2 separate regions of the Homo sapiens genome follow, and region 2 is linked to region 1. Evidence: read pairs that join two places in POLR2A ChIA-PET (ENCODE). Cell type or tissue: OCI-LY7. All regions are shown on one strand. Each heading gives the region's core, and the rest is flanking DNA. Links, peaks and the distances in the headings are about the cores only.

What was found. ChIA-PET counts read pairs that join two places held together with the same protein. Peaks named below come from ENCODE experiments on the same cell type or tissue, not always from the same donor. Only the 100,000 strongest peaks of a DNase experiment are listed, where the experiment ranks them.
Region 2: POLR2A ChIA-PET joins it to region 1 with 6 read pairs; 2 of 35 experiments call an interaction of 5 or more read pairs at or near these places.

Annotation. Positions count from the first base shown.
Region 1 is chr13:66,655,930-66,664,080 of GRCh38, reverse strand. All of the region lies in intron 3 of PCDH9 (protocadherin 9), which reads left to right. LOC105370247 (a long non-coding RNA gene) reads right to left here. Exons shown (of 3, transcript XR_007063818.1): 3 at 3,936-4,020. Among named protein-coding and RNA genes, the nearest start is that of PCDH9-AS2, 170 kb to the left of the region's middle. In OCI-LY7, for the core only: a CTCF peak has its summit at 3,997; DNase peaks (open chromatin) are centred at 3,920 and 4,230; H3K4me3 peaks cover 3,348 bases; H3K27ac peaks cover 4,201 bases.
Region 2 is chr13:66,494,290-66,502,440 of GRCh38, reverse strand. All of the region lies in intron 4 of PCDH9 (protocadherin 9), which reads left to right. Among named protein-coding and RNA genes, the nearest start is that of PCDH9-AS1, 190 kb to the right of the region's middle. In OCI-LY7, for the core only: no CTCF peak of the experiment used is centred there; no DNase peak of the experiment used is centred there.

The sequences.
Region 1 (8,151 bases), core at 1,552-6,551:
GGGATAGGAAACTTATCCCACAGTGGTCTGGCTGGCTGTTTTCAGTGTGTCCTGCTAGCAGAATTCTAGGTGAAAGTCTGTAGTTCCTTTTTTATCTTGCTCCAAGCTCCATGATGCTCAGCCAAGCAAGAAGCTACAATTGCCTTCAAAGATGACTCTTCACTTGAATGAGCACTGTGGGGTGCAGAGGAAGATGAGAGCCTGGCCTTGTGTAAGAAGATTTAACATATGCCTCATTTTAGATCAGGCTCTATCTGCAAAGGATTCCATGGAACCTTCAAGGCATGTACACATCTCTAATTCACAAGAGGAAATTATGAATTACAGAGTAAATCTGAGTGAATCTTATATTTGAAAGAGACTTAGGATATTTCGATTTTTATAAAGATTAACTAATTTTTATATCGAGAATCTCTCCATGCGTCTGGTTCATGTGTCAGGAGATACAGTAGTAATTTACAGGTCATTAGTGTCAAGATATATGCAGATAAACACACATAGACATCCATCTGTTTGAAGATATAATTAACAACATTTTAGAACATAGGTCACTTTTCTATGTTAGAAAATGTATTTATTGCATAGTCATGAAAACCCTCACGTTTATTTCTCAAATCTCTTTTTATCATTGACTCCAAAGATAATATATGTCTAGTCTCTAAGGCCTTCTCGGAAAGTGCTAATTCAGCAGCATTTTTCTCTTAGGCTGTCAGGTTCTGCCCAGGTTTTTTTGCCTTCATATTTGGAAGAATCCTGCTGCATTTAAGCTACACAATAAATATTAATGGTGAAAGGGACTTATTTTGTTTTACTTTGGATAAATATACTTTTTTATGTTAAGTATCCAGGACATCAATCTCATAAATAGAATAAATGAGAAATCTTCCCAAAAACACTTGTGAAATATCATAAGCCAGTATCATTAAGTCCACAACCTAAACAGGAACTTGACAATTTACTTGTATTTTTGTTTATCTCCCTTCACATCATTTAAGCTGTAGTGTTAAGATTCTCCTATAGAGACTGTTTTTCCTTATAGTTAATTGGGAAAAAGAAGTAAAACAATTGATACTGAGTTGTGTCATTTAGCATCATATATACACTGTTATTTCTTTTTAAATCTATAAGGGAACTCTTGATATTGTATAGTTATAGAAAATGATACAGCCCGCTAGAAATCTATGATAGAAGTGTTTCAATTAGTTATGTCTTATCTACTCATTCACTTTCTTATAGTTTTACTTACTAATTCTCTTATAACATACTATGTTTTAAAATTGAAATATTTAGGCCTTACTTTCTTGTCTTCTCTTATTTGCCCTTGAACTGGAGTTATTAACTATGAATAAAACAGACCAGAACCCTACACCACCAACTCCTTATGTCACCCATTGTTTCTTCATTCGCCCATCCATTGTTTCCCCACATAACTCTTCAAACATGTATGACGGTCTGCTCCAAGCTAGTCCTTATGTTGGACACTGGATATTCAATGTCTTGGACAATTAATATAAATCAGAGGAATTGTTCATGTTCAGTTGTTTGATATTTAAGTCTTATTTTCCTTATTGATTTTGAATCATTTATGTGACATTCTTTTTTTTTTTGAGACGGAGTTTCACTTTTGTTGCCCAGGCTGGAGTGCAGTGGCTCAATCTCAGCTCACGGAAACCTCTGCCTCCCAAGTTCAAACAATTCTCCTGCCTAAGTCTCCCAAGTAGCTGGGATTACAGGCATGAGCCACCACGGCTGGCTAATTTTTGTATTTTTAGTAGAGACGGGGTTTCTCCATGTTGGTCAGGCTGGTCTCGAACTCCCAACCTTAGGTGATCCGCCCGCCTCAGCCCCCCAAAGTGCCAGGATTACAGGGGTGAGCCACCACGCCCGGCCTTATGTGACATTCTTTAGGTTCTCATCTTTGATATACTTGATATTTGTTTTGATGTTGCTAGCTACACTGAAGCAATCAAAGTTATTGAGGCTTTCTTATCCCCACTTCCTAACACACATACACACATACACACACACACACACACACATACTCACAAAGGATAATTTTTCATCATGCCACAGCTTTAAACAAATGTAACACTGAGGACCTGAGCATGTCACAATATTAACCTGTGGGAAAGTCAGCCTAAGTTATTTTATTGGTTTACTTGAGTGATGATTTCGTAAAGCGTGGATATGTTAAATAAGGCCCAAAGGCTATGATATTATAACTCCAGAACTTTTTGATTATAAATACAAATTGACTAGAAAAATGCAGTTTCTTTAAAGTTCACCCTTCCCCCTTTATCAGTAGCATATTTAAAAGTTAGTCATATAGTTCCATTGCTCCACATTTAAGCTTTGTCTTCCTGTGTCAGATTGGATATCTGTGTTTGTGTTTATTTGATTTATGATAAACCTAATTGTACATGTGTGCTGATAAAATTGTGTGAGTTTTATCAATTTATTATTTCCAACTTTTCATTTGGATTAGCAGAAAATTATGGTCTAAGGATTGATTCAACTATGACTTCATGGTATAATCCAGATAAACAAGGGCATACCTCAGGGGACCTCTCAGTGGTAAAGCAATTTTAATTAGTAAATGATCCTGAAGCCGCACATTGAAAACAAACTATTACTCAGCAAACAATATTGGTAACGCCAGTCAGAGTTCTCATTCACAGCTTGTGAAAAGGCAGGATGCTTTGGGGAAGAGCTGGTGAGGGGTAATGAGAAGTGTCACTTAAAGTTAGCAAAGATCAAAATGAAGGACACTCATCCTCCTAGCACTAGAACTCATATCGAAGTGTTAGGTTTCTGAGTTATCTCAATTCTTCAGTTCCAACAAGGGAAAGGAAAATGCTCAGCTAACTTTCTATAAGAAATAAGGTTCTTCATCTTGAAATTCTTAGTTAATAAAGGAAACAGGAAATGGCAGCATAATTATGGCTATTGCTAAACCAGCATGTCACCAAATCAAAATTCTTAAAAAGAAAATAAAATGGGATTCGTTATTTTAACTATTTTGTTTCCAAATATCAAATTGTTAAATTATTATTTTAAACTGATATCCTCCCTTCTATTTTCTCTCTGTATTCCTTATGAATTATGTTTTAGATTTCAGATATTTATAATGTACTACTAATAGCATATTGTAAATAACAAGTTTCTAGATGGATTTCCAGAAACATCACTAAAATATAAAATATTTCCAGAAGCAAATCAAAATTCTTAAAAAGAAAATAAAATGTAAAAAGAAAATAAAATGGGATTGATTATTTTAACTATTTTGTTTCCAAGTATCAAATTGTTAAATATGATATTTAAACTGATATCCTCCCTTCTATTTTCTTTCTGTATTCCTTATGAATTATGTTTTAGATTTCAGTTATTTATAATGTACTACTAATAGTATATTGTAAATAACAAGTTGCTAGATGGATTTCCAGAAGCATCACTAAAATATTTGTATTGTGCAATCTTAAAACTACTGCTCTACTTAGAATTTAAAAATTTAAGAAAAAACATCAACCAAAGAAGTTTGATTTTTACTGCAAAGAAGTTTTAATAAGATTATTAACATTGTATTGGGCATTTGAAATCAGATATATGAGTAGATTGGTCACTATAATCAGGTGGATAAGTCAGTAATCAGTTGCTGAACATACTTCTTCCTTCATATTCTCAGGAGACCTTATCTACTGCAGCCTCATTACTCAGACAGTGCAGTGATTCATTATAAGGTCAATGATGACAAAAAAGGAAACTCACAGTAAAAAAAAAGGCAAAGAAATAAAGATCTCACCATATACTGTGAGTAGTCAGAACAGCTCTTGCTTCTGCAAGTGAATGAGAGCTGTTGCTGGGGCATTTAGAAAAAATAAATGGCCTCACATTTCCACGGCATTTCACCAGGCTGGAAGATACCTTTTCCTCCACTGTTCGTCTTCCATACCTCAAGCCCCAGCAGGTTATGATTCACTTGACCATGTGGTGGTGTGTTATCACTTTCAACTCCGAGAAAAGCTAGAGAGAAAAAGAGAAAGATTTTAGGCATTCGTTTAGCTCCAAACATTGGAAAGACTTAAATCTTTACCACTTTGAGGTGGTGTAGCTTAGAATTCGCCAGCAGTTAATAAGCTTATTTCAGTGTCATGCAAAGCAATGGCACCTTAAATAGTGTCATCCTTGACTCTGCTGTTAACTTGTTATACTTCACTAGTTTTGGCCACTTGTACATGCGCTAGTCCTAGCTAAAAATAAGCTAAAACACACACACACAGGCACACACCCCAAATCAGCTTCTTTGATGATTTAATGGGTGGAGTTAAGTTGAGAACAGAAGATATAGAGAATTAAGAGATCGGGGAAGGAGGCTGAGCAGGCAGAAGCAGTAACAGAAAAAAAAAATGTTTAAAAAGTCTTTCAGGGAAGATGCAGCAGGATTCACGTGATGTAAAACTGGAGAAGAAAATTAAAACCTGCGAAAGATTAAGCAAACCTCTTCTTTGCTTGTTCTACCAAACACACACAAACACACACACACAAACATAACTTAAGTGGAGGGATAAACCACATTAAACTGTATCTGGTTTCAAATGTTCCAAGGCCTATTTTAGCAGTTGTTTTTCTGTAAGTCATTCTGACTTGGAGCACTGGTCCTCCCCAAGGATATAAAATGTAGTGAAACTTATTATCAAGTCTGATGAAACCTAATGGTGTTTTACCTCTTTTTGGATGACTAGTGCATGCACAAAATAAGCCTTTGAGACAAATTCTATGATTTAGTCAATACTTATTGAGCACTGTTCTAAGGCTAGGGATACATTTATATATTTGACAGTGAAACAAACATGACCTTGTCTACATGGTGCTTATAAACTAGTGGAAGAGTATTCGATTTTCCATTGCATTGGCCATTTAATATATTTTTGTTATTATTATCATTTCTTTAATTTCGGTTAATTTTCTCATCATCTGTGATAATTTAGGCTTTGCTTTTTGTTGTTGTTGTTGTGTTTTATTGTTTTGTTTTTTGCAATGGAGAAAGTATATGCAAATAAGCAAGGGATTTGATCCTGACAATTGTACTTACAAAATATGACTTGGAGGAGGCTAGTTTTTATATGTCTTGAAGTCTATTTTATCCTTTGCAAAAAGAAGACACTAATTCTTAAGTCATAATTTGATGAATATGATATAAAACATAAAACTCTTAATGTAGTCACCAGAAAACAATAAATGCTTTAAAAATGTTCGTTCTGATCTTTTCCTCCTCTTGGATATCAACATAGAATTTCAACAGATAGGAAAAGTCATAGATTGCAAAGTACAAAGTATCATCATTTTATATACCATTAAGAAAATAATTCTAACAATTAAATTACAACATCATACTTACTTAGCACATTGATTATGTGGCATGTCCTGAACCTAGAATGTATAGATACATGTTTAAGAAAACATTGTGAATAAACAAATGAGTGTTTAAATTGTGTTTGTAAAATACAATGATTTTGGCATTTTAAATCTGAAGATAACTCATGTTAATGCTGTAGAGAAAAGATAAAATTGATTGCTATATGTATATACATTCATGAAAGTTTTGAGGAAGGACATAAAAATAAAAAGTAAATTAACCAATAAATGATCATGACTAAATATTACCCTTAAGAATTGTTTATTCTATAGTTTAAGCAATAGACTGGAACAGACACATAAATAATCTTTAAAAGCTAAAGGTACCTCTTAACCTAAAATAAATGTGTTTTTATATCAACTTGGGAAATTCAAAGAGATATAAACATTACTTACAAATTAAACATATCTCAAAGTAATAGTGTTTCTGATTATTGTATTCATTATTTCCACTCAACACAAAAAATTCAAACAACCAAAATCTAACAAAAGCAAGGTTTTACTAGTACAATCGGGGGACTGGTTTTGGGAACCCAGAAGATACCAAAATCTTCAGATGTTTAAGTACCTGATAGAAAATGGCATTGTTCTTGCATATAACCTAGGCATATCCTCCCATATTTTAAAAATCATCTCTAGATTTCTTATACCCAGTAAAATTTAAATGCTATGTAAATAGTTGTTACACTGTATTTTTCTCTTTAATGCCATTTTTTAAGAAGCATTTTTATTTTGTGAATTTTCAACCTGCAGTCTGTTGAATCTGAGGATGCAGAACCCTGGAACACAGAGGGCCGATTGGACTGTAGATTTCTTTGATGTGCAGGCTCTGAAAGAGTAAGCATTAGGCTAATAATGCACATCATAATAAACAGGTAATCCTTGTAAGTGGTGATGCTTTACACTCACAGATATGCCCAGGAGTGTAGGATGTTGTTCCCTGCTCCATTGGCAGGAGGAGATATTATGACATCTATTTCCACGAGTTCTTAGAATATAATTCACATATGCACATGCACTCACACCCATCATTCAGATCTGCTGGATTCCAAAGAATCGCTTCAATACTGGATTTCCAATTGCTGTAAAATACTGCACAGAGAATGAGAATTTTTGTTTAAAGTCACATTTGGAGTCAGTAAAAGCATAGATGTTAATCTGGCAAAAACTATGCTTGTGACGTAATCCAGGCAACCAGGAGCTCTTTGCCTGCCAGTCTCTTTGTTCTCCATTTGGCATTCTTCCTGAAATGCTTGAGATCATAGCAATGAAGAGACTCCCGTATGATTAAGTGACTTTGTGTTCAGGTGGCCAGATGCCAGGCGCCTCCCTGTTATTTGTATTAGTCCTTCACCTAGAAACAACAGATGCTGTGGTGACTCAGGGAGACATGTTTACAGTAGGAGAGACTAAGAGATAGCTTCCTGGAGGCTAAAGTGATGGCACACACAGGAACTGAGACTTCCATAACTTTTCTGGAACTGGAGTAGAAACTTGTGTAATTGGTTATAATGTTTTATATCCACTGATCTCTGTATAACTTATTCTGGACCCCGAGCCACGCTAATGAATTCTAACATAGATTGCCTGGTGGTCTAGGCAAATCGGTGTAATTAAAATGGACATAGGCTTTTGTCTGAGGAAGCTCATTTCTGTTGTTTTCTTTTCCTTGTTCCTCTTGCTCTGACTTGCTCTTCTGCTGCAAGAGCTATTTCTGCTTTATACTCCTTTTTAAAAGTTCAGATGCTCTCATTTCCTTCTGGGGATTTAAGAAAGAAATAGCAAGCGTCTTGGAATCCACGAGGTAAATACCCAAATCTTTCATTTGGTTTCCTCTTTCTGTATAAAGAGAGATCAACACTGTACCTAACTCATATCATAAAAAAATTTCAAACTTGGAATTTTGTAAATATCCCCCTACTTGTCAGAATATTCTCTAGTGAATATGAAGCACTTTCACAGGAGTATTAACTCTTAGCGGCTCCTTTTTCAAGAAACTACAGAAGAGGGCATTTTAACCGCCCCCCCACCCCACCATCCCCAAGGCCCCCAGTGCTCTTAAGCAACATGTGTACCTTTAAATATGTGCAACATGCCTAGAAGGCATCACTTTCACAGCTGGAGAATGACACTTATTAAAGAAAGAAAAAGAAAGGAAATAATTAGCTTTCAAAAGAAAACTGCAGAATTTTTTTTTTCCTTTATGAAAGAACAAATTTGTTTTCAAAGAGTAACCTGAATGAGAAGAAAAGGAAACTTTTCTAATTAGAATGTAATTCCAGAAACCTCTGATGGTGTCTTAACTCTACTGAATATGGAAATTGCAAGCCTTCTCTGTTAATTAACTCAATTCACTAATGTTGGGATGGACAGGGCTCCTCAATGCTAAGCTTTAGTGCTCCACTTTGAAAGCAGTAGCAGGTCAGTGGGGCTTCCACCACAGTGCTTGTGCATATACTGACTTTGTTCAGTAACAGGCTCAGCCAAGAAAATGGCCTGCTGACAAGAAGTTTGCTTTGATTTTGCTTTTTTTTTTTTTGCTTTTCCTTTTAAAATATTTCATTTGTTTTGCCAACATGCCTGCTTTTCTGGCACACCTGCCTTCTTCTTCAGATAGTGTTAGTTCTCTTAGAATCAATTGTGAGCAGCTTGCAACCAAATGCCTGATTAAAAAGTTAGCAGACCTTGAGTGCAATTACTTCAGCTCTATAGCACTCAGGCATTAAACCCTGTGTTAAT
Region 2 (8,151 bases), core at 1,153-6,152, 160 kb after region 1:
AACTTTAAGAAAAAATATTTTGATCACAAAAGGTAGATAATATTTTTATAAGTAGTCTATTATATGGAACAGCTCTGCCCAATAGAAGTGAATTAAACATGAGTCAAAATTTAAAATTTTCTCACAGTCATGTATTAAAAATGTAAAAAGTACATGTGTACTACAACAATAATAACCTTATTCAGTGTGATAGTTAATGTGAAATGAAGTTGTACTCAAAAGAAGAATGTTTACTTGACAGAAAAAAATACTTTACTTTGTTTTCACTTTTACATTTAAAATTTAATTCACCCAATGTAGCCACTAGGCATATTTCAAGTGTTCCATAGCCACTTGTAAGTAACAGCTACCATAACAGGTAGCTCAGAGAGAATATCAAAACTGGCAATTGGCAAAATTGCAAAAATGCATCTGTTTCTCACCTTTGTTAAACTAAGCCTTCACATCACCTTCAGGATGCCTAATGCACTAACTCCAGACCAGAACAGCACTCTAAGTTTTTATGAATTTTCTTATATACCCACCCTCTTAGTCTTTTCTGTTAGATTACAGAGTTTTGTCAGAAAAAAACTAACTATGGCTCTAGTTTTTAAGTCCTTCCCAAAAGGCTTAATGCCTTAAGTAAAATGTACATACTACATTAAAAAGGGTCCCCAAAGGTAAAGGGATTTTTTTCTTTTTCTTTTTGGTCAGTTTGATTTTTTTAGTCATTGAGAATGCATATTACTACAATGATGACTATTACTTGATATCTCATTATCTTAATTTTTTTAATATACCTGTAGAATTTACTGGTAAAATTACTGCTGCTATTGAGAAAGAGACTTTTTCATACTAGGTAAATTCTGCTTAAACATATAAACCTGTAATTGTGATAGAACCATTTGGATGAGGAAGAGATCATTTATAGTTGCCAGGAGAAAATGGAATGGGAGATAAATAACAAAGCTCATAATGAACAGCAGGGAAGATTTCCTAAAATTACTCTGTTCTTTCTCCCATGCTGTTTAATGAAATTCTTTATGACACAGGAGAATATTTGACATTTGAGAGTCAGCAAAATGTTTAATGATGATTCACAACATGATGAAATACTGTAGAGTCTAAGACTGCTTCATCCTTAATAGAGAAATGGTATGTAAAACAGTGATGTTCATGAGTCTCACAATCAAGAAGGAGAAATTCCCCTCACAGGAAAGCAGTGCAAGAACTTGACAAGTATCAATTTCAAAAATTCCATTAATTTCAAATGACATACTCATAAGGATGTGCATTTATTATAAATTAAAAGACATTTTATTTTTAGCAGTTCTTAAGTTTGGCCCGCCTTTTGAGATTTCTGCTGATTAAAGTTAGAAGTTCTTGGTGATTATTTTTCTATATAAATATTACCACTTATCAATTAATTCAGCTGTTTGAAATATAATTAAACCTAATAAAGTTCTTGGATGTGTGAATCATTGTATTTCAGATCTGAGCTCTTCCAAGTATTTTTTGTTATGCTTAATCTCACCCAAATAAAAAATTGCTATGTGGATATAGGGAAAAAGGGCAAGTAATTGCCCTGACATACGGAGAGTGTATTTCATTTGTAATGGAAATGATGGCATTATAATATTAGAATATTAATGGTGATATTAGAATTTCAATGAAATGTAGATGATAGAAATAAAATAGAAACAGTAGGAAACATATAGGAAAAGCAAGACAGCAAGAATATACCGTAGGCTTTCTTGTAAGTGAATTAATCCTTCTTTGGAAACTGATAATAAAATAGGTTAAAGTTATAATTTTCATAATATAAAAAACTAATCATTTCAGATTGTGGATAATACCAACAAAAATAACAGTAATCACCATTTTTTGAGCACTTCTTACCAACCAGTAACCCTACTAAATGTTTTCCATGCTTACCCTGTTAAAAAAACAAACAAACAAACAAAAAAACTTATCCTGTTAAAAAAATTTACTTATCCGGTCTTACATATTTAGAAAAAAAATGAAAGAAAAAGCAATTCCTTGATATTATGTCCCCTAGGTTCATCCATGTTGTCAAAAATGACGATATTTCATTCTTCTTTATGGCTATTGGGAATAATGCTGTGTTATACATGGGAGCCCAGATAGCTCTTTGCATACTAATTTTATTTTCTTTAAATATGTACCCAGAAGTGAAATTGCAAGATCATATGACAGAAATCCTGAGACATGCAAAGGGATTACAATTATAAATAAGAATTATTGTAACAATGTAACTACCCTCTTTTGCATCATATGCTTAATAATTTATTAATGCTATATTATCTAATAGAAATAGAAGAGGAAAATATCTTAATGGTTGGATGTGTTAGTCCATTCGCATCGCTATAAAGGAATACCTGAGACTGGGTAATTTACAAATAAAAGAGATTTATTTGGCTCAGTTTCTGCAGGCTGTACAAGAAGCATGGCACCAGCATCTGCTTCTGGTGATAGCCTTAGTAAGTTTTCAATCATGCTGGAAGGGAAAGGATGGGCAGGCATGCCACATAACGAGAAAGGGAGCAAGAAAGATGCCAGGCTCTCTGAAACAACCAGCTCTCTTGTGAAATAATAGAACTCACTCATTACCTGTGAGATGGCACTAAGCCATGTAGGAAGGATCCATCTCCATGATCCAATACCTCCAACTAAGTCCCATCTGCAGCACTGGGGATTACATTAACATGAGATTTTGAGGGGACAAACATTCAACCTATATCAGTTGATTAACTTTTGTCACTACAATATTCACATAAACAACATATTTTCATCATTACTATTGTGCTTATTAACTTTCATAGGAAATGATTAATAACTATTCTGAGCCACCACCCACTCCCATGGGCAGTGTAGCTTGGAATGGTCTGCTGGAGATTTTTATATATGCCTCCAACAGCATTGTCTCCATCACCACCATCTTGAGCATCATGATTTTTAACCATCTCAAGAAGTGTGCAGGTCACATAGCTAGTTAATCAGAACAATGTTTTTTATATCTTGCTACACTGTTTTAGACATGTTTTTAAAAATGAATTTATGTATACTGTATTTATTCATTCATTAATGTCCAAGTATGTATATCTTAGAAATTTATTTGTTATATATAGACCTTCTTGAAATAAAAAAAATCTGCTTTAAAGATTTAATATAAAGGAAAGAATAAATAAAATGTCATTTTAACATCACCTTTTCTTTTTTCCCATTTAAATATCATCTTTCTTTTAATTTCAATTCGTAGTAGTATTATGTTTTAAATGTAATACTAGCTGAAAATACATAGGGTATAAGGATTTTTCTGGTTCACAAACTCATAAGCTTTTATTTTTGTCTCTCCCATCCATATTTGCTTTTAGGCATTCAGGTCTGACATATCCATCAGAATATAAGTAAACAATGATGAAAAGTAAAATGTTCCTTCAACACTTCATTCTGTTTGTTGTTCTTTAAGTGAACTATTGCCATGTGACATTTGAGAACGACATCCTAGATGTTTAAATCTGAAAATTGTTCTGGTCTTGTATTTCAATTCTGTTGGTGAAAAACAACTTTTGGTATAGCTGCCAATGAACTTAAGAGAAAAACTGAAGACACAACTGTAACAACTAATTTTTTCAAAGGCAAGGTGACAAATACTTCTCTGTCCTTTAGGTATTACGCACTTAATACGGGATACCACATCAACAGTACATTAAAAAAAAATTTTTTCAGGACCTTATTAAAACATTCGTTTAATTTTGTGGAGATATTTATTTGATTAAATTATGGCATGCTCTACTTGAAATGTTGAATATTTGTGGGGTTGGGAATTATATATGGCATTATAATACTATATATAGGTGACAGTTTCCAAAGTGTTATAAGTTTCTTTTCAGATCACAGGGATATTGAGGAAGTCAGTAGGTGAGTAGCCAATGCAAGGAGTTTTCCTCTGTGTTCTTCCCTATATTCTTTCAACACTCCTTGCCTGTGGTTTTTTTTTTCAAATTGGGAAATAGGGCATTAGACTGGGAAAACCTTGTAGCAATCAAGAGGCAAAAGATTGTCAAAAATTAGTAAGAGTGCTCCTGGCTAACACGGTGAAACCCCGTCTCTACTAAAAACACAAAAATTAGGTGGGCGTGGTGGTGGGCGCCTGTAGTCCCAGCTACTGGGGAGGCTGAGGCAGGAGAATGGCGTGAACCTGGGAAGTGGAGCTTTCAAGTGAGCCGAGATCGCGCCACTGCACTCCAGCCTGGGCGACAGAGCGAGACTTGGTCTCAAAAAAAAAATAATAATAATAAATAAAATTAGTAAGAGTTTGGGCTGGGCGTGGTGGCTCACGCCTGTAATCCCATCACATTGGGAAGCCGAGGCGGGAGGATCACTTGAGGTCAGGAGTTCCAGACCAGCCTGGCCAACATGGCGAAACCCCATCTCTACTAAAAATACAAAAATTAGTTGGGCGTCATGGTGGGTGTCTGTAATCCCAGCTACTTGGGGAGGCTGAGGCACGAAAGTCACTTGAACCTGGGAGACAGAAGTTGCAGTCAGCCAAGATCACACCACTATGCTCCAGCCTGGGTGACAGAGTGAGAATCCATCTCAAAAAAAAAAAAAAAAAAAAAAGTAAGAGTGTGTATAGCACTTTTTCTCAACTCTGTGTATGTCCTTAGCTATTATAACTTAATGGAGAGCAAATTGCTGCTGTGTAAGGAACACCTGCTTACAAGTCTGAACCTGGGTTATCAAACCCTCTTAACTACCAAGTAATGCCAAAAATGTCTCCTAATATCTTTTGGTCTCAAATTTCTCATCATTAAAATGTAGCATTTGAAATATGATCTCTAACATCCTTCTCAACTGTAAACCTGACAAGCTGAGAAAGAAAGGTAGAGAGATGGTTGATTTTTTAGCATAAATTCAGATTTATATTGACTGTGTGACATCTGGGCAAATGAGAAATTCAACTGAAATTATATCCAACTACATAAGTAGGATTTCGCAAAATGCTAAACAAAGCATAACCTATAAAATGTAGATAATTTGTAAGTGCCACTCAATTCTTGATATGAGTCTAACATATTTATTAAAAATAAGCAGAAAGTTTGGGAGGCTGAGGTGGGCAGATTGCTTGAGCTCAGAAGTTTGAAACTAGACTGGGCAATATGGCAAAACCCCATTTCTACCAAAAATACAAAAAAAAAAATAGCCAGGTGTGGTGACACATGCTTGTGGTCACAGCTATTTGGGAAGTTGAGGCAAAGAGGATCACCTGAGCAGGGGGAGAGGAGGTTGCAGTGAGCCAAGATCCCGCCATTACACTTCAGCCTGGGCAACAGAGCAAGGACCCGTCTAAAAAAAAAACTGAAAAAGTAAGCAGAAACTTTAAAAAATCCATTGCAAAAATAAAATTGTTGAAACAAAAGGCCAATATGGGGATTTTAGGGGTCGGGAGGAAAATAAAAGATAATACATAAATCATGTGGCCTTGTGAAAGAGATAACCAATCGTAGCCAGTTATGCATTGGATATAAGAGCCTTCAAACTTCAAAGAATATCATGGATACACAATCCCACATTGCCTTGGAATTTTAGTTTTAAAAAACCCTTTTCTTTTTTGCCTTGCATTTGTTCTTGCCACTAATTGCACTATTGAGAACTTAATTGTTTGTGATATAAGGCCATGTTCACTATTAAATAAGGGACAAGTACCTAATTGTTGGTACAAGTATGTGATTGTAACTGACTGAGGAATTATTGACATTATGTTCCATATTGTTTCCATAATAACTGACTTGTATAAAGGCCATTTTTAAAGGCCATTACAGGACAGATGTTTACAGGACAGATGTTTATAACAGGTAACTGTCACATAAAATATTTATTTATTCAACCAGTATTATTATTTTTAAGTTCATAGCACTGAGAGGGCTATAAATACATGTCATGTTTGAAGTAATAACTTGTACTAGGGGCATAGTGTCAACCTTGAGAGGAGGAAATGAATGTGGTAGTGCAAGAAACATTTAAGGAATGGAAGGATGGAACTTTAGGACAATCAGTAGCTACATGAAAATGTGCTTGGAGATTTGGGGGGATCAAAAATGAAAACAGACCTGGAGGTATGTGATGTCTGAGATATGAGGATAGTTTCGATATAGTGGACAAAGATTGAAATGGATTTAAATGACCTAAGTTTTTAGTTGGTTTACTGGACAAATGTTAATTTTTCAAAAACATGATGTTTGAGTAGGAGAAGAAGAGTTATATTTTGAACATGTTCAGCACGGGTCAACCAAGTTAATAATTTCCCTAATCGGGGGAAATGAATAAAGATAATGTGAGAGATAGATAGTTGAGTGTTAACAGCATGAGAGAAGCACAACAATAATAAATGTCAAAATTTTATAAGTATTGCTATGGGCTTTGTACAATCTTAAACAGTTTAAACAAGTAAAGCACATCACATCAGCAAATCAACATAGGTAGGTACCATTATTACTCCTGTTTCACAGAAGAGGAAACTCAGTCACAAAGATGAGTAGAGTCATTTGCTCAGGAACACTCAATATGTGGCAGAGTCACGATTTGGGCACAAACAATGGGATTGTAGTGTCTGTGGCCATGATTACTAGCAAGAATTAGTGTGCAGTGGCTCCTAAAGAGATCAAGGGCTTAGCCTGAAGTGGAATGCACAGTTTGGGGATGACAGGCAGAAATGCAGCCAATAGAGGTCAAAGAGTCACCAGTGTGTTCTCTACCCAGAACCAAATTAAACAATTCTGACTTTTTAGAATGCTCTAGTTGAAGAAGTAAGGTTTTAGACTGATCATCCAGAGGTATGTATGTATGTATGTATGTATTTATTTTGCAAGTAAACATTGAATGGATGTCCTCTGTTTCCAAAGCACTATGTTGAATCAGAAACATCATCTCAGTGTCCACCTTGACCAAGGCTAACTTATTCCTAGTCCCCATCTCGCCTTGAAGGAGATACCGTTGAATAAAATAACAGCTGAATGTACTTAGCTGGTTTCAATGTGTTATTTCAGATTATTTATTCCAGAGTCAGAAAATGTAATTCTCTTTAGTGTTTTTCAATGTGTCATTGCTTAAAGCCTGCCTGTAATGTACCTGAAGTGTTTTTTAAATGCAGGTTCCTAGGCTTAAACTAGAATTAGAAATCAGAATGCTAACAAAGAAGATATTGAAACATGCTAACAAAAATCTCTAATTGTTTGCCAGAATTTTTAATTTTCTTTTTGTACTTACTTTTAATTATGAAAATTTTTAGTCATAACCATAGAGAGAGTTGTTTAATAAACCTTCATATACCCATCTGCTAAATTCAATAATTATTTTAAAAATCTATTTTTTTCATGTTTTTAACTCCTTGTTCTTCCTTTCTTCCCTTCTTCCTTTATTCCTTCCTTCCTTCCATCCTCTCCTCTGTCTTATATAACCCACTGACATAATCACACTTAATAAAATTAGTAATTATTTACTGTCATTTATATTCAAATTGTGACAAATTTCTCAAGAACAATATTTGTACATTTGGCTTTTGTTTCAATTCAGAGACCAAAAAGAATTAAGACATTGCCTTTGGTTGAAACATTTAATAAATCTCTTTAAAGCAATCTCCCCTGCCCAACTCATTAAAAACAATTTTTAATGTAATGGATATTTTGATGAAACCAGGTCAGTTATCTTGTGAAATATCCCACAAACTGGATATGCTTTAAATTTATCTATATTATAAAGATTTTTAAAATGTACATACCTTAAAGGGTGTGTACCCCAGAGTTTCTGGTTTCTGGTCTAATTGTTGGCAGTAGAATGGTGGGGGTATGGAGAGAGTGAGAGACAGAGAGAGAGAGTCACAAGCACACATTTAAATTAACTTAGGTAAGTCTGATGTGCAGTCAGGATATATTTATCTCCTCAAACTCATGGCAAATTTCAGACAGCTATTTCAATCATTTAATGATTTATTTACAAAATCAAAAGCTACCTCCATTAGATTTGCATTTCATTGTTTGTCAGGCTTGGTGATTTGTTGTCCGTGTAAACCTTGTCTATTCCTACTATTTCATGCTGTGGTAGAATGTTTCAGTATCTTGTCAATGATTAGCAGTTAATAAAATATCA